Linked DNA regions of Homo sapiens: region 1 is linked to region 2. Evidence: chromatin loops called from intact Hi-C (ENCODE). Cell type or tissue: heart right ventricle. All regions are shown on one strand. Links, peaks and the distances in the headings refer to the core of each region. The heading gives the core; the rest is flanking DNA.

Evidence for each region. Hi-C counts contacts between places; a loop is a spot of excess contacts. Peaks named below come from ENCODE experiments on the same cell type or tissue, not always from the same donor. Only the 100,000 strongest peaks of a DNase experiment are listed, where the experiment ranks them.
Region 1: a loop joins it to region 2, with 7 times the contacts of the local background. A loop is called at or near these places in 12 of 110 quality-filtered maps.

The regions. Positions count from the first base shown.
Region 1 is chr4:55,300,034-55,309,322 of GRCh38, forward strand. No RefSeq gene overlaps it. Among named protein-coding and RNA genes, the nearest start is that of SRD5A3, 42 kb to the right of the region's middle. In heart right ventricle, for the core only: no CTCF peak of the experiment used is centred there; no DNase peak of the experiment used is centred there; H3K27ac peaks cover 1,210 bases.
Region 2 is chr4:55,179,982-55,189,270 of GRCh38, forward strand. No RefSeq gene overlaps it. Among named protein-coding and RNA genes, the nearest start is that of KDR, 59 kb to the left of the region's middle. In heart right ventricle, for the core only: CTCF peaks have their summits at 4,823 (motif pointing right), 6,338 (motif pointing left) and 6,543; a DNase peak (open chromatin) is centred at 5,396; H3K27ac peaks cover 4,785 bases.

The DNA.
Region 1 (9,289 bases), core at 589-8,588, 120 kb after region 2:
ACTGGGTAAATAATGAAATGAAGGCAGAAATAAAGATGTTCTTTGAAACCAATGAGAACAAAGACACAATGTACCAGAATCTCTGGGACACATTTAAAGCAGTGTATAGAGGGAAATTTATAGCACAAAATACCCACAAGAGAAAGCAGGAAAGGTCTAAAATTGACACCCTAACATCACAATTAAAAGAACTAAAGAAGCAAGAGCAAACACATTCAAAAGCTAGCAAAAAGCAAGAAATAAATAAGATCAGAGAAGAATTGAAGGAGATAGAGACACAAAAATCCCTTCAAAAAATCAGTGAATCCAGGAGCTGGTTTTTTGAAAAGATCAACAAAACTGATAGACCGCTAGCAAGACTAATAAAGAAGAAAGGAGAGAAGAATCAAATAGACGCAATAAAAAATGATAAAGGGGATATCACCACCAATACCACAGAAATACAAACTCCCATCAGAGAATACTATAAACACCTCTACACAAATAAACTAGAAAATCTAGAAGAAATGGATAAATTCTGGACACATACACCCTCCCAAGACTAAATCAGGAAGAAGCTGAATCTCTGAATAGATCAATAACAGGTTCTGAAATTGAGTCAATAATGAATAGCCTACCACCCAAAAAAAGTCCAGGACCAGATGGATTCACAACCAAATTCTACCAGAAGTACAAAGAGGAGCTGGTACCATTCCTTCTGAAACTATTTCAATTAATAGAAAAAGAGGGAATCCTCCCTAACTCATTTTATGAGGCCAACATCATCCTGATACCAAAGCCTGATAGAGACACAACAAAAAAAGAGAATTTTAGACCAATATCCCTGATGAACATCGATGCAAAAATCCTCAATAAAATACTGGCAAACTGAATCCAGCAGCACATCAAAAAGCTTATCCACCACAATCAGCTCGGCTTCATCCCTGGGAGGCAAAGCTGGTTCAATGTATGCAAATCAATAAACATAATCCATCACATAAACCGAACCAATGACAAAAACCGCATGATTATCTCAATAGATGCAGAAAAGGCCTTTGACAAAATTCAATAGCCCTTCATGCAAAGAACTGTCAATAAACTAGGTATTGATGGGACATATCTCAAAATAATGACAGCTATTTATGACAAACCCACAGCCAATATCATACCGAATGAACAAAAACTGGAAGCATTCCCTTTGAAAACTGGCACAAGACAAGGATGCCCTCTCTCACCACTTCTATTCAACATAGTGTTGGAAGTTCTGGCTAGGGCAATCAAGCAAGAGAAAGAAATAAAGGGTATTCAATTAGGAAAAGAGGAAGTCAAATTGTCCCTGTTTGCAGATACATGGTTGTATATTTAGAAAACCCCATCGGCTCAGCCCAAAATCTCCTTAAGCTGAGGATCAACTTCAGCAAAGTCTCAGGATACAAAATCAATGTGCAAAAATCACAAGCATTCCTATACACCAATAATAGAAAAACAGAGAGACAAATCATGAGTGAACTCCCATTAGCAATTACTACAAAGAGAATAAAATATCTAGGAATCCAACTTACAAGGGATGTGAAGGACCTCTTCAAGGAGAACTACAAACCACTGCTCAATGAAATAAAAGAGGACACAAACAAACGGAAGAACATTCCATCCTCATGGATAGGAAGAATCAATATCATGAAAATGGCCACACTGCCCAAGGTAATTTATAGATTCAATGCTATCCCCATGAAGCTACCAATGACTTTCTTCACAGAATTGGAAAAAACTACTTTAAAGTTCATATGGAACCAAAAAAGAGCCTGCAATTGCCAAGACAATCCTAAGCCTAAAGAACAAAGCTGGAGGCATCATGCTACCTAGCTTTAAGCTATACTACAAGGCTACAGTAACCAAAACAGCATGGTACTGGTACCAAAACAGGTATATAGATCAATGGAACAGAACAGAGCCCTCAGAAATAACACCACACATCTACAACCATCTGATCTTTGACAAACCTGACAAAAACAAGCAATGGGGAAAGGATTCCCTATTTAATAAAAGGTGCTGGGAAAACTGGCTAGCCATATGTAGAAAGCTGAAACTGGATCCCTTCCTTACACCATATACAAAAATTAACTCAAGATGGATTAAAGACTTAAATGTGAGACCTAACACCATGAAAACCCTAGAAGAAAACCTAGGCAATACCATTCAGGACATAGGCATGGGCAAAGACTTCATGACTAAAGCACCAAGAGCAATGGCAACAAAAGCCAAAATAGACAAATGGGATCTAATTAAACTAAAGAGCTTCTGCACAGCAAAAGAAACTACCATCAGAGTGAAGAGGCAGCCTACAGAATGGGAGAAAATTTTTGCAATCTACCCATCTGACAAAGAGGTAATATCCAGAATCTACAAAGAACTTAAATAAATTTACAAGAAAAAAAACAAACAACCCCATCAAAAAGTGGGCAAAGGATATGAACAGATACTTCTCAAAAGAAGACATTTATGCAGCCAACAGACATATGAAAAAATGCCCATCATCACTGGTCATCAGAGAAATGCAAATCAAAACCACAATGAGATACCATCTCACACCAGTTAGAATGGCAATCATTAAAAAGTCAGGAAACAACAGATGCTGGAGAGGATGTGGAGAAATACACTGTTGGTGGAAGTGTTAATTAGTTCAACCACTGTGGAAGACAGTGTGGTGATTCCTCAAGGATCTAGAACTAGAAATACCATTTGACCCAGTGATTCCATTACTGGGTATATACCCAAAGTATTATAAATCTTTCTACGATAAAGACACATGCACACGTATGTTTATTACAGCACTATTCAAAATAGCAAAGACTTGGAACCAACCCAAATGTCCATCAATGATAAACTGAATTAAGAAAACCTGGCACATATATACCATGGAATACTATGCAGCCATAAAAAAGGGTGAGTTCATATCCTTTGCAAGGACATGGATGAAGCTGGAAACCATCATTCTAAGCAAACTATCACAAGGACAGAAAACCAAACACCGCATGTTCTCACTCATAGGTGGGAGTTGAACAACAAGAACACATGGACACAGGGCAGGGATCATCACACACCAGCGCCTGTTGGGGCGTGAGGGGCTGGGGGAGGGATAGCATTCAAGGAAATACCTAATGTAATTGACAAGTTGATGTGTGCAGCAAACCAACATGGCACATGTATACCTATGTAAAAAACCTGCATGTTGTGTACATGTACCCTAGAACTTAAAGTATAATGAAAAAGAAAAGAGATTGTTCACACCTCATTCAACAATAATTTTTCTGACTAACAACCATTTTTCTCACTATGTCTCAGCAACAAGTCCTATGGCTTTCCTTTAGTAATTTTTGTTTGTTATATGTTTTTAATAAAATTTTATGTTTCCAAAAAAAAAAAAAGTAACTATAAGTATACACAATTGAGCAGCCCATGTCACTGCTCTACCTATGGAGTAGCCATTCTTTATTCCTTTGCTTTCTTAATAAACTTGCTTTCATTTAAAATATGTGCATATATATATATAACTGAAGGGGAAATTAAGGCCTAGGTACTGAAAGGAAATGTAACTGTACTTAAGTCATTTTGCCCATTGATACCTTCTTCTAATTCTCTGGGGGTAATTTCTGCAACTTGGAATGAAATGAAAGAATAAATGCCATGGCAATGTCAGGAAGTTAACCCATCATACCCGTTACCTATAGGTATGACATATTGTTTGAACCAAATATGAGGTATAATTTCAGGAGCACTGAGAGACCTCACTTCATCTGTCTCCACCCTCCAAGTCCTGCCAGGGTGCTAAAAATTGCCACATTTTTTCACTCTTTTGAGATAAGTCTTTAAACTACTATGAAATGCATATTTCATCTGGGAGGGGCAGCACTCTGAGTCATTAATAATAACAATTACTCGAATGACTTCATCGAGTTATCTGGCCTGTTTCTGGGCAGTCTCCAGGGTAGTAGTGAGGGTGCTTTTGATCCTGGAGAAAAAGCCAGAGGACGTCTGAAAGACAGACTCTGGGTGTGGACCCAGGAAGACAGTGAAAGGACCTTGCTACTTCCCCATTTTTCTAAGACTGGCCTGGTCTCATTGTTTGAGAGGTGTAGGATGAGATCATGAGAATTATTCTGGCTACAGCTAATTGCTTTATTGTAAACTTCAGGCTGTATGAAGAGGCTGGATTAAGTGTTGTGGTTACACACTCACCAACTATGTGAATTTGTATGTCTTACTTAAATTCTTGGATCCTCAGTTTCCCACCTGTTATGTAGGAATAAAAACACATGCTTCACTTAACTCAGAGAGCTCCTGTGAAAATTGGGTAAATTAATGAATGTGAAAGTATATTGCAAATAAAAGAGGGTTATGCAAAGGACCATGCTTGACCCAGCACTACTCCTTGGTATTTACTCAAAGGAGTTGAAAGCTTATTTCGACCCAAAAACCTGCACATGCACATATGTAGCAGCTTTATCCATAATTGCCAACATGTGGAAACAACTAAGATGTCCTTCAATAGAAGAATGCATAAACAAACTGTGATACATCCATATAGTGGAATATTTCTCAGCGATAAAAAGAAATGATCTCTCAAGCCATAAAAAGACACGAAGGAAACTTAAATGCATATTACTGAGTGAAAGAAGCCAATCTGAAAAGGCTACATACTGTATTATTCCAACTATATGTCATTCTGGTAAAGGCAAAAACTTGGGAGAGAGCAAAAAGACCATTGGTTGCCGAGGGCTTGAGGGGATGGAATAACTAGGTAGAGAACAAGGGATTTTTAGGGCAGTCAAACTTTTTTTTTTTTTTTTTTTGAGACGGAGTCTCACTCTGTCTCGCAGGCTGGAGTGCAATGGCATGATCTCAACTCACTGCCATCTCCGCCTCCTGGGTTCAAGCCACTCTCCTAACTCAGCCTCTTGAGTAGCTGGGATTACAGGCACATGCCACCACACCCAGCTAATTTTTGTATTTTTAGTAGAGATGGGGTTTTGCCATGTTGGCCAGGCTGGCCTCAAACTCCTGACCTCATGTGACCCACCCCCCTTGGCCTCCCAAAGTGCTGGGATTACAGGCATGGTCCACCATGCCCAGCCAGTTAAACTATTCTGTATGAAGTATAAGGGTGGATACATGCTGTTACCCATTTTTCAAAACCCATAGAATGTACAACATATACAGTGAAGCCTCGTGTGGACTTCAATTAGTAATAATATGTCAAAGAACCATGTTATTCCTGATTTAAACCCTCCAGTGGCACCCTCTTGCCCACCAAATAAAGTCCACACTCTGCCCAGTAGCATCCAAAGCTCTCATCACCTGGTCTCTTGCTCTATCCATCCTGGATTACTAGAAGCTCCCTAAGCAGACTGTCATGTTCATCTGTCGTTCTTGCCTGCCCAACATCTGCTTTTCCTTCTTCTGCAGATATCACCCATTTCCCTTCAGGAAACAGCAGCCAATGCACCTTCAGTTTCTGTGGTTTGCTTAGGGCTGCCTGGCCATACTCACTTTCAGGACTGGGCATAGGATTCAAGTCAGTTCAATCAGAGATAACTAGAAGCTTTAACCTGAACCATTAGAAGAAAATAAACTATCATTCTGCTGGGGCATCTCAGAGCCTACATTTAATATTGAGTGTTTGTGGCCATCCCCACTACCTCCTGGGAAGAACATGCCTAAATGAAGTCAACAGAGTAGAAAGTAGTGTTAAGAGAAGGCAAGAAATTTGGGCCAAACAACATCCATGGAATGCTTGAATCCAGCTGAATCTGTATTTCCCACCCTCTCTGATTTTTGAGTTATAGGATCCAATAAATTCACTCTTTATGCACAAGCCGAGTTAAATTGGTCTTCTATTATCTTCTAACTGTCACACACAGGGAGGATGCTTTTCTATGCTTCATTCTGTTTCTTCCCCTCACTATGCCCTAGCAGTGTGACGAGCACGTTCTCACTCTTCAAGATCCAGTTTTCGTACTAATACCACCTCTCTATGAAACCTTTCTACATCATTCTTCAATTTCATCCTACTTAGAAAAGGACCCACTTTCCCTGGAGCCCCCACAATACTCTGCACAGGCTTCCATCAGAGTATGAGCCATCCTAATTGTACTTCATTGTCTATGTGTCTGTCTCAGCCACCAGACTGTAAGCTCCTCGATAAGGGTGTAACTTAGCATCTCCTGCACTTTCCTAGTTTTTTGGGGCAGGGAAGACAGGGTCTCACTCTGTCACCCAGGCTGGAGTGCAAAGGCACAATCACGGCTCACTGTAGCCTTGACCTCCTAGGCTCAAGGGATCCTCCTGCCTCAGCCTCCTAAATAGTTGGGACTACAGGTGCATGCCACTGCCTCCAGCTAATTTTTCTCTTTTCTTGTAGAGAGAAAAGGGAGGACCTAGGTTGGTCTGGAGCTCCTGAGCTCAAGCAATGCTCCCTCAACAGCCTTCCAAAGTCCTGGAATTACAGATGTGAACCACTGTACCTGGCCCCAAATTCTTGTTGAATGAAAAAGACATCAAAACAGAAGGGCGTAGTGGGTAGAGGAATGATACCAACAAGTAGGCAAGAAAGCACAGGCGGAACTGGGGGCAAGTATCTAGTTTGGAACAGAACTGAGCCAAAGTAAGATGGAGGAAGGGTGATACCCAGGCAAATGCGATGCACACTCCAGACACTTGCACTGCTCTAGAAGCCGTCCTTTCTCTCTCTCACATCTCCTTCATCCACCACCTTGGATCTTTGCAGGTTCACTTTTTGTATTAAAACCCCCATGTGGCAGAGACAGCTAGTCATGCTTCAGTATCTGTTCTCTTCTCCTATGGAACTAGAACCCCTGATAAAGCTACATTTCCCAGTCTCCCATGCAGCTTGGTGTGGCCATAGGACCATTTTGTAACCAATGTAATTTGAGCTGAAGTGGAGCTAATGTAGTTTGAATATATGTCCCCACCAAGTCTCATGCAGAACTGTAATCCACAAGGTTGGAAGTGGAGCCTGGTGGGAGGTGTTTGGGTCAGGGGGGTGGATCCCTCATGGCTTAGTGCTGTCCTTGAGATAGTCAGTGAGTTCTCACAGATCTGGTTGTTTAAGCATGTGGCACCTTCCCCCACCACCCTCTCTCTCTCTTGCCCCCATCGTGTGAGATACCTGGTCCTTCTTCAACTTCCACCATGATTGTAAATTTCCTGAGGCCTCCCCCAAAGCGGATGCCAGCGCTAGGCTTCCTGTACAGACTGCAGAACCAAGAGCCAATTAAACCTCTTTTCTTATAAGTTACCCGGTCTCAGGTATTTCCTTATAGTAAGGCAAGAACAGCTTAATACAGATGCCTACAACTTCCTGAAGAGCAGACAATTGTCTTTTTTTTTTTTTTTTTTTTTTTTGAGATGGAGTCTTGTTCTGTCGCCCAGGCTGCAGTGCAGTGGCACCATCTTGGCTCACTGCCTCTGGGGTTGAAGCAATTCTCCTGCCTCAACCTCCTGAGTAGCTGGGATTACAGGTGCATGCTACCACGCCCAGATAATTTTTGTATTTTTAGTAGAGATGGGGTTTCGCCATGTTGGCCAGGCTGGTCTCGAACTCCTGACCTCAAGTGATCTGCCTGCCTCGGCCTCCCAAAGTGCTGGGATTACAGGCATGAGCCACCGCGCCCGGCCTATAACTGTCTTCTTTCTCATTTTCCCCTTCCCACCAGCCAGATGAGTGAGCCATCCTGGACTATGTCGATGAGGACAAAATGAAAGGAGCCTGGTCCCTGAGGCCACCAAACAAGTGCTGGACTATTACACTGGAACAGTTACAGGAGACAAAAAGTAAACTAACTTATTGAAGCCACTATTATTTGGGGCTGTCTGTTTCACCTGGCAAATGCTTATCCTTCTATAACCAAGGTGCCCCTCTTCTGGGTCTCTCTTATGTTTTATTTTGTTTTTTCCTCCTGTTGCTTTCAGTTGAAACTATCAGAATTGGGAGTTTCCAGTAGCCAAAAGGAGTAGTTACAAGTAAAATTCACAGTGGTTTTCCATCTTCTAGTCTTTCAACTATCTTCAAGCAATCACATATATCCACAAAAATCCCCCATTGCTCTGCATAAACAGATGGGGTCCTAAAGCATATTTGCCTAAAATATATTAATGAGATTATCTAATCTGAGTTCTAACAAACCAACAAATCCAAAGTTGTGTATGACATCATTCATTTATAGTACAGTCATGTGTCGTTTAACAACGGGAATATTTTCTGAGAAATTCATCATTAGGCAGTTTCATCATTGTGCAAACATCATAGAGGGTACTTACACAAACTTAGATGGTATAGCCTACTACACAGCTAGCCTGTTTGGTATAGCCTAATGCTCCTGGGCTACAAACCTGTACAGCATGTTACTGTACTGAATACTGTAGGCAACTGTAACACAATGGCAAATATTTATATATTTAAACATAGAAAAAATACAGTAGCCAGGCGCGATGGCTCATGCCTGTAATTCCAGCACTTTGGGAGGCCGAGGTGGGCAGATTGCCTAAATTCAGGAGTTTGAGACCAGCTTGGCCAGCATGGTGAAACCCCATCTCTACTAAAAATACAAAAATTAGCCAGCCATGTGGCAGGCACCTGTAATCCCAGCTACTCGGGAGGCTAAGGCAGGAGAATCACTTGAACCTGGGAAGCGGAGGCTGCAGTGAACCGAGATCATGCCACTGCACTCCAGCCTGGGCAACAAGAGCAAGACTTCATCTCAAAAAAAAAAAAAAAAGAAAAAGTATGGTAAAAGTACAGTATAAAAGTTTTCTTTTTAATACATAAATTTTCTATAAGAGTACACTTATATAGGGCACTTACCATGAATGGAGCTTGCAAGAGGGGAAGCTGCTTTGAGCAACTCAGTGAGTGGCAACTGGATGTGAAGGCCTAGGACACTACTGTAGATTACCATAGACTTTTTATAACACTCTGCACTTAGGCTACACTAAATATTAAAAAAAAATTCCATCTTCAATAATAATAAATTAACCTTAACTTATTGTAACTTTTTTACTTTATAAACTTAAATTTTTTAACTTTTTGACTATTTTGTAATAACACTTAGCTTGAAAGATAAACTCATTATACAATGGAACAAAAATATTTTCTTCTTTTATATTATTATTCTATAAGCTTGTTTCTATTTTTACATTTTATTTTTTACTTTTAAATTTTTTTGTTGAAAACAAAGACACAAACAAACACACACATTAGCCAGGCCTACACATGGTTGGGATCATCACTATC
Region 2 (9,289 bases), core at 439-8,438:
GAAGAGTCTTAGTTTTTAAAACATTTAAAGTCAGCTATCATGTCGTCACTGAACTTTCTCCAGGCCAAACATCCTGCGTTCCTAACATCATTTCTCATATGATGTGGTTCTAGATTCCTCCATATATGCTGCACTTTTTCTGGGTCCCCAGACTCCAACAGCAGGTTCCAAGGCAGCAGCTTTGGCCATTGCAGAATGAGAGAGGCCGTGCCTCAGTTTCTGCCGGAAGACCTAAGGGACTGCTCATTTGCCAGGCAGCTGGGTTCCCTCATCATTTGCAGTTGGGTGACCAAATCATTTCTTTTCTAAACCTCAACACTTTTGAGAGTGGGAGGTATACAAGTTGAATGGGACATGGAGAACCCAGGACCTTCCAGGGTGAAATAGCCATTTTTCATGCAAAAGTTGAAGTCAGTTAAAACTTGAAGGAGTTTCTTTTTTACACCAACTGCTTTTAAACTAAGCTCTCAGGTTAGTTTAGCAACATACTCAATAGAGGCAAAAATGGCCTAATTTGAAGGTAGATTTGGTTTTTGAAAACAGTCAATCTTTATCACATAGAGGAAACATGAGAGACCAACTGCTCTAGCTTCCTTTATGGTGAAGAACAAGACCCAGAGAGGTAAAGGGTCATGGTTTAAGGTAATTCCATTGATTAGTGACATCTTTATTTAAGAGGGGAAAAAAGGTATTGAAGATATAGAACCAAAATTCAAACCAGCAGCTATGTGTATGATGTGCCTGTCACAATGCTAGGGTTTTTAAACATATTTTTATTAAATCAGTATTAATTGAGCACTTACTATATGCAAGCCACTGTGTAATATGCTTGGGAGGAAATCCCTGTCCTCAAACAGTTCACCAATGTCTTCACTCATGTAACCTATCAATAAACCAGCAGGGTCAATATTCACATTTCATTTTGGGATATATGTGAATGGATAGGAGGAAGGCACATGCATAAGAAGAAATGGAGACTCAGAAAAATGAACTTATTTGCCGAAAGTCACAAAACAAGTAAGTGGGAGAGCAGAATTCTGACTCCCTGCCTTACACTAGAAATCACACCACAGTCTGCTCCGTGCTAGCATCGAGTTTGGCCTTGGGAAACCTGGTGGAGCCTCAGGATTGCACCTTGATTGGTGCATGGGGTCTGTGAGTCACAGCAGAGGGGGTGGTGACCTCTATAAACTCTTGCTACCAATGACTACACCCCTCACAGAGGGATTGTCTACTAGTGAGAAAAACCATAGTCTGCTTTAGATTCCTGATGTTATTGTAAGTAGGGAAGACCATTACACACTGTACAAAGACATGTTTAACATAACAACAGCCAGCATTTGTAAAGGATCTTTGCAGATTTCTAAGTGTTTTCACATGCCTCATCGCGTTGAATCTTTACTACCCTAACAGATGTGCAGCCATCATTTTCCCCTACAGACCAGCCAGCGAGGCTGGAGGGTGAGGCAACCTGCCCAAAATTCCAGAAGTCGTGGACAAGAGCCAGTATACCAACCCAGGCCTTTTTCTCTATTGTAATTAATTAACTATCTCCAGCTATTTCATTAGCAACACAGTATGGAAGGTCCTTATAGAGGGACAGCATGGAATACCCTCATGTTATTGGTTGATTGTGGTTTATGGAAGTAATGCTATTCCTTCTTAAGATGCCTTCAGGATCGTTTCAACTGTAAGGGAATATTCAATCCTCCCATCCCAGGCTGAGTCGTCATCAGAGCGAACAAGCAGCCTGGCTCAAGTTTCCTTCCTTGGTGTTTTCTTATCTGTCTCCCACCAATGGCTTAGCCTGTATGGGTGAGTGGGGTCAGGAAGTGGCATACAGTCTCTGTTTTTATTCTCTGTTTGGAAATTTTCTAATTATAGGTCACACCAAGAGTTTCCATTCCTCCCCCAACAACCCTCCATGACACTTCACCTTGTTTATGTAACTTAATAAGCAAAGACCCAAGGCTTTTTTTTTTTTTTAAGACTTAAACCATGAAGCTTTTAATGAGGAATCAAACTCATTCCCTTATCTTTCTGGCTAGTAAATAGCTGCCTGTTATCTTCTTAGTGTGTAGCTGAACTTACCATCTCCTTTCTGGTCAGGGGTTTTATAGTCTGATTACGCCTTAGGCTTCCTGTGCAAGCCATCAGAAGAAGGACCATTCACACACACACACTACAAAAAAAGGAGATTTAAGGTAAAGTCCTTTAAAACCCCAGCCTTCATAGAATAAAGAGATGATATATCACAGAATCAAGAAACAGGAGTCACAGATTCAAGATAGATCTATCATGGCATCTGACACAATGAAGTTGCCTATTTAGGGTGTAAATGAGAGCGAGATTTTAGTCAATTGTCATGCTTTGGAGACTGAAAGCTAAGGGCCAACACTTAAATAATTTTATTCCAATTCTACCAAGATTTTTTCCCTAACTTAACTGACTAAAAAGATTATAAAATTTATGTCACCTTAGCCTAGGATCCTCTGGAAATACATTCAGTAATAGTAACTTTTAGACAAAATTTGACCAGTAGCCATAAACCAAATCCACAGAACAAAATGAAAAATATCCTACTTTTAAGAGGCAAAAAGACATTCTTAAGCCAAATGTTATTAAAGCAAAAAACAACTATGTAGGAAATATTCTGTGCTTTTCCCTACCAGCAGTGTTCAAGCAGAAATCACTTCTGCAGAACTACTGAACAATGAAGGCTGGAAAGGAAATATAAAAGAAGTGGTATTTTGGTAAAAAGATCCTGACCCTGAGGATTCGTACTAGTATTAAGTGTTATAAAATTAACCTTTCAACTGTCCTCTGGGGTCTGAAGAACGCAGCTAAATGAAGGAAAACTAATTCATGAAACAGGCTGCCAAGGAGGATCAAGGAAGGAGCTTGCTATTCAGGAAGCTCAAGAAACAGCACCCAAGCAGGGATGCAGGGCCCAGAAAGAAAAAATTTAACTGATTCCAGAAAAGTCATTGAGCTTTGCTAAAGAAGGAGTCGTGGCAGCCTCACTACCAAACATTTGTACCTACCTCCTCCTCCATGTGGTGAGGAGGATTTGAGGCCTGGCACGAAAGCAAGGCCATCACCATCACCATTATTGCTATTATCAGGGAATCCCCAAGCAATGTCCATTCAAGAGATGTTTGAAGCCTTACGCAGATATTTTCCAGCCTTTGAGTTTTTTGACCCCTTTTTTCTTTAACCTTTGTTCCATTTTGATACATGGAAAGATCCTACTCCACTGTCTCAGCTAGATTTCAGTAGGTTTTTCTGTGTGGGAATGTCTCTACATATCTCTGAGCAGTCTATCTTCTGTGTAGGTGCACCAGCAGGAAGAATTTGTTGATCTTTACTATTGTAAAATAAATATATATTTTTATTATTCAGTATAATACAGAATATTTTATGTATATAATATTATGTTGCTTTATATTTCATTGCTTAATATATTATTGTATTGAGTACATTATTTCCCAAGCATACACAACTTTCTCCTCTCCCCAAAATCCTTTACCACGCCCTTTATAAAAATCACTACTTTAGGACTTAGTCTAGGAGAATTATCTCATTTGTGATGTACATTGCAGGGTGATTTTCTAAAGGAAGCAGGACTTTGTGAGCTTGCTGCATTCCTGTGAAAAGAAGTAAAATAGGAACATAAGGCTAATGTAGAGAAAAGTTGGAGGAAGGGCTAATGAGATTAATTAGATAGACAGATAGATAGATTTATTTTAAACATAAATAAACATCACGCTCTTTAGTCCCTCAATACATAAAAGTGGTCACTTGAGCCACCAGAGCTACAATGAATGAATCCAATACACTTTAATGTAATCGCCATGTCTACCTCACAGTGCTTTTAGACAAATTAGCAAAGGGCACCCCTTCCTCAAGGCACTTTACTTTCATCTTCTGGAAATCATTGAAATATACTGATATTTTTTAAGAACAAGAAACTCCCATCTGCTTTAAAACTTGCATGTAAATTTGTACAAATCTATAATACTTATGATGCGAATCATACTCTGTAGAAAGTCCTCTGTTCAGTCCACAGCTTGCTCAGGGACACCCAGCTCCCCTGGCATCGCTTGTGTAATGCCCTTCACCACAACCATGAGGAGCTGTGTTTGTTTTACGCAAGGCTTCATCTAACTCAGTTCCTGGTACACAGTATGTTCTCCAGATAGCAATTGAATGATGGAATGAATGTGTGAAGAAAAAAATGAATGAATGAATGGCCCCTCTTTAACACAAAAATCTATTGCAAAAGTGAAAAATCAGTACAACTAATGTTTACTGAGCACCTACTATGCATCAGGCCCTGTGCTAAGCATATATGTGCATTCTCATTAAAATCCTGTGAGGTACAGATTTTTACTCTTCACAGAAGTTAAGTAACTTGCTACAGTCATTCAGCTGGTGACTCACAAACCACGGGACCAGATAATCACATTCCTAACCACTACACTGGCAAGTCGGCCTGTATCCTGTCGTGCTCCAAGGGGGAGCTACACCTTTTGGAAACACAGAGTTCCCTTGTGTGGCCAGGCCAAGGAAGAGAAGGCATCCGAGATCCCGTGGCCATGATGATTTCCTTTTCTGTCTGTAAAAACAAAGTTACTCTCTTCATGCAACTTAACCAGTAATGAGGTCAGATCACACAATATTCCTAGTCCTGGCCTGCATACCCAGCACTCACCTTTGAAATCAGTTAGCAGCGAGTCATTAAGCTACAGAATAAGAGCCCTCGCATCACCTGTGGGTGCAACACCTGGGCTAATAGCACCCTCTGAAATGTCCTGGCCACTAGATGGCACTGAAGCTCAAATGTCACAGAACTATACGAAACACGTCCCGCCATGTTTTAGGTAAGACAATAGCAACAATAACCAGAACAGCAACATTATTAAATACTTATGATAAGCTAGGTACTCTTCCAAGGTCTCTATTTGCATTATCACATTGAATCCTCACAACTCTATGGGGTGACTTCATTATTATCGCCATTTTGCAGACAAACAGATTTAGAAAGTCAAGTATCTTGGCCAAGGTCACACCGCTAGTAAGAGGCAGAGCAGAGATTTTAGCTCAGGCAACCTGACTCCAAAGCTCAACATTCCTAACACTCCACTGCCATTTCCTGCTACACTATCATTGTCCTTTCACTTAGCTGCTGAGCACATGTTCAGTATCCACCACAGATTATTTTTGAAACTCCTTTTGGAAAATCCTCTCTCATGAGGGAAAAAGAAAACCTGCATTCAGGCCACATAAGCACATCAGGCACAAGCCAAGATTCAGATGTACTGGAGCTATTTGCTCAAGGGCGCAACCTCAAAAGAATATCATCCTGGTGGTGAAGAAATGGGTCACAGCCTGTGGTGCAGCAAAGCAAAGTCAGCTGGATCCAGCTGCAAGGTCTCACATGTTAGAAAGAGCCCCTAGGAAGACGGCCAAGGGCAAGCCCTGGCTCCTCCTTACTCATCATGATATCTAGAGCATGACACTTAAGCATCTGGAGCCTCTGGTATTGTATCTGTTAAAAGGGGGGAAAATGCATGCCTTGTCTTCTCTACTGGGTAAAAGTAAAATGTATAAAGTGTTCACTGTGGTCATTTCAGAGTTAAGTATAATATCATTAAAAGCCTTCATTACCCCTTTTCACCTAGGCAACATCCTTTGCCTTCTTGCCCCATAATTCCTTTTATAACCCAAGTCTGTTTCCAGAGAACTGTTCTCAAAGCATAGATCTTACCAGATCTGCTCCCCCCAGCCCTGCCAATGACTCTATCTTCAATTCCAAACATAGCAGCTAAGGTCTTCCATCACCCACTTGCAACCTGCCTCTTCTTCCTCATCTCTCCCAACTTCGCCTTTCCTTCACCTTATGCACAACTGGACCAGATGCTTTGCTGTTCCCAAACATTCTTATTTCTCTGCCTCTGCATCTCTGCTCAGATATTCCTTCCACCTGTCCATGGTTTGTGCTGCCCAACGTCAGAGCTATTGGGCTTTTAATTAGAGCTTATGCTCTTCCTTTAAGGAATGACTCCCCTGGCATTGCATTGGCCAAGAGATGGGTATATGACCCAGGTAAGACCTCTCAGTCCCTCTTCCCTTGAAATTTGTACCTTAAGAGAAGTGACCCAACCCAAAAGCACTGGAGTTGACTCATCCTTATAGACCATACTCTGAAAAAAACATTGCCATCAATCCCTAGTACATCAATCTATAACATGTTTCCTTAAAGGTACAGCTTTTTACTTCAATTCAGGAGCTATCTCCACAATCCCCAACAGATTCCCCCTGGTGGTGGTGGTGTTTTTTTAATTTTTTTTTCTCTTCAATTAGCCAGAGTTCATATCTGCTTCTTGCAGCCACTAAATAATCCTTCAAGGTTCAGTTCAAATGGCAATTCTTCATAAAGCCTCATTTAGGCACATTTTATAGCAGTTATTTGTATACACTTCTGTTTTCCCTCTGCATTATTAGCTCCTTAAAGACAGGGATCAGGACTTGTTCATCTTCGTACCCCAACTGCCCCCAGTGGACCAGAAACGTGGTCATTTTTTGGTAAATATTTATTGACTTGAATGGCAAACCAGTTAAGAAGGAGAATTTAAAGTACTTTGTAGGATTCAGTGGTATTTTAATCCTGTGTTTTGTAGTGTTCATGCATGCTGTTATCTAATAAAATTTGTTTTTCTAGAGAAATCATCTATCCAAATTCTACAACCATTATCACATTTTCAAGACAGCCTGAGGCTTACAGTGAATTTGAGAGTTCTCCTCAGATCCAGAGTCTTCTAACTTTTGCCCTGCTTCCCCTCTCTGCTGAAATGTCAGGGCTCTGGCAGCTGCCATTATCAGATCCCAAACAAGCGTGTGAATAACAATGGGAAGTGTGACAATTCCCTAGGTTGTTTTTTTTTCTTTAAGCCTTCACAGGAAGAGCTTGACTATGGCGAATTCTATGTTTAGACTGTAGTCTTTTGTATTTAGTTTAGCAAACTGCATTTCAAGGCCCCTAGGATGCAAGTTATACTCATTATAATGCACGAATAATTTCCCCTTCAACATGATTTTCACATCAGAATGATAAAGGACAACCAAATGATGAGAATGAACTGTTGCAGTATGAAACTGACCCACAGCTTACGTAAAACTGTAAGTGAGCACAATTGAATGTTTATTGAAGCATATTTATAAATACTATCAAACCAAACATGATTCCTGTTATCTCTAATGAAAAAATTATACTTTTCCTTTTTCCTGACAAGGAATGAGGGGAAGGGATAGGGAGAAGGGAAGCTGACAGCAAGGTTTCTTACCCCACTGCTCCCTCTCCATCTAATTAAGAAGTCTGCTGATTGGGGCAGTCCCCACGGCAGCAGCCACCTAGCAGAAGTGCAGGGAAAGCCTTAGATCTGCTTACTTTCCACTATATTAGGCACCCCTGCTTTACATTCTATGAGTTGTCCACTCCCAATAATTACTTCTTTCTGAACACCCATCTTGACAAGAATGAAAAGCCATCACAAAAGGCTATTTTCCAAAAGAAAAAGTTCAAGTATCTTCTCTTTTCACATCCATACTTCCAAACATTGTCCTTTAACACAGCAAATGATAAGGTTAAACTTGGCCTATGCTCCAAGTATAAAAGCCAAGGACATTACCTACGCATAAAAATAAAATGAACTATCTGGGAAAATGAAGTAGACGTACTTTTCCCTATTCCTCCCACTAGCTACAACTAAAAACCCCAGACATTATGCATAAAGCAAATATAAAAAGACTGAAAGGTGGGGAGAAGAAGGCAGACTGGCTGGGGATCTTAGGACCCAAGGAAAGACATGGTGGTAAGTTGCCTTATGGATCCCAGACAAGAAGCTAAAGAGTTCAGCAATCCAGAAATGCAAATGAGTTCTGACTTTTAAATGCCTCAACAAAAGCCTGTTCTCACTAACCAAAAGACCAGGAAAGGGACAACCTAGCAAAACAGAAAACCTTTAGACAATAACCATTCTACTTCAACCAAACACCACAAACAAAACCTTACTCCCACACATACCAGCAAAGGCTGAGAGGGGAGCCTAGACTTCACCCTCAAGAGGCTATAACACAGTGGCTGCTATGGTTTGAATATTTGTGTCCCCTCCAAAATTCATATTGAAACAATCCCCATGGCAAAGTATTAAGAGATGGGACTTTTGAAAGGTAATTAAGCCCTAAGGGCTCTACTTTTTTTATCCCTTATAAAAGGGCCAGAGAGGTAGGTAGGCCCTTTTTGCTCTTCCATCTTTCTGCCATGTGAGGACACAGCATTTGTCCCTTCCATAGATGCAGCAATAAGATGCCATCTTGGAAGCACAGACGGACCTCTCTCTCGTGAGACATCAAACCTGCCAGCGCCTTGATCTTGGACTTTCAGCCTCCAGAACTGTGAAAAATAAATTTCTGTTCTCTACAAATTAGCCTGTTTGTGTTATTTTGTTATAGCTGCACAAGTGGACTAAGACATTGGCCCAATACCCACCAGGGTAGTATCACAGAAAGCCAATCAGGAAGCCAGGTTTCTATCCCTGCTGACTGACAGCAAGCCTCTGCCCCAACAGGGTCAGTGGAGGCCATGTGGGAGCTTGGATTTCCACCTCAGTCCAACAGTAATGAGAAAACCCTCTTCCTCTTTGCTATGTGGTATCAGAGAATGCCGAAAAAGGGGTCAAGACTTCAACCATCACCAAACAGCAATAAGCCAGTTGCACTGCATTGTCAGTGGAGACCATGTACAAAGGCAAAATTTCTACCCCTACTACTCAGCAGTAATGAGGAGTCTCCACCTCAGGTGTCAAAAGAGGCCAAGTGGGAAACTTAGATTTGTACCTCCACCTGGCAATAACAAAGCAGCTCCTCTCCTTCCCCTGCTGGACTTGTACCAGAAAAATCCAGGTAAAGCAGAAAACTTAAATAAGATCCAGAGTCTCATAACACAATATAAAAATATCTAAGTAACCCATGCCAACGCACATTATAATTAAACTTCTAAAAACTAAAGACAAAGAAAAAACATGAAAGCAGTCAGAGAAAAACCATACCCATAATGAAAAAAAAATTAGAGTGACAGTAAATTCCTCATCAGAAACTATAGAGGCCAAAAATAATTGGCACAATATTTTTCACGTGCTGAAAGAAAAGAACAGTCGACTCAGAATTGTGTACTCAGAAAAAATATCTTAGGGAATGAAAAAGAAATAAAGACATTCTCAGAGTCTCA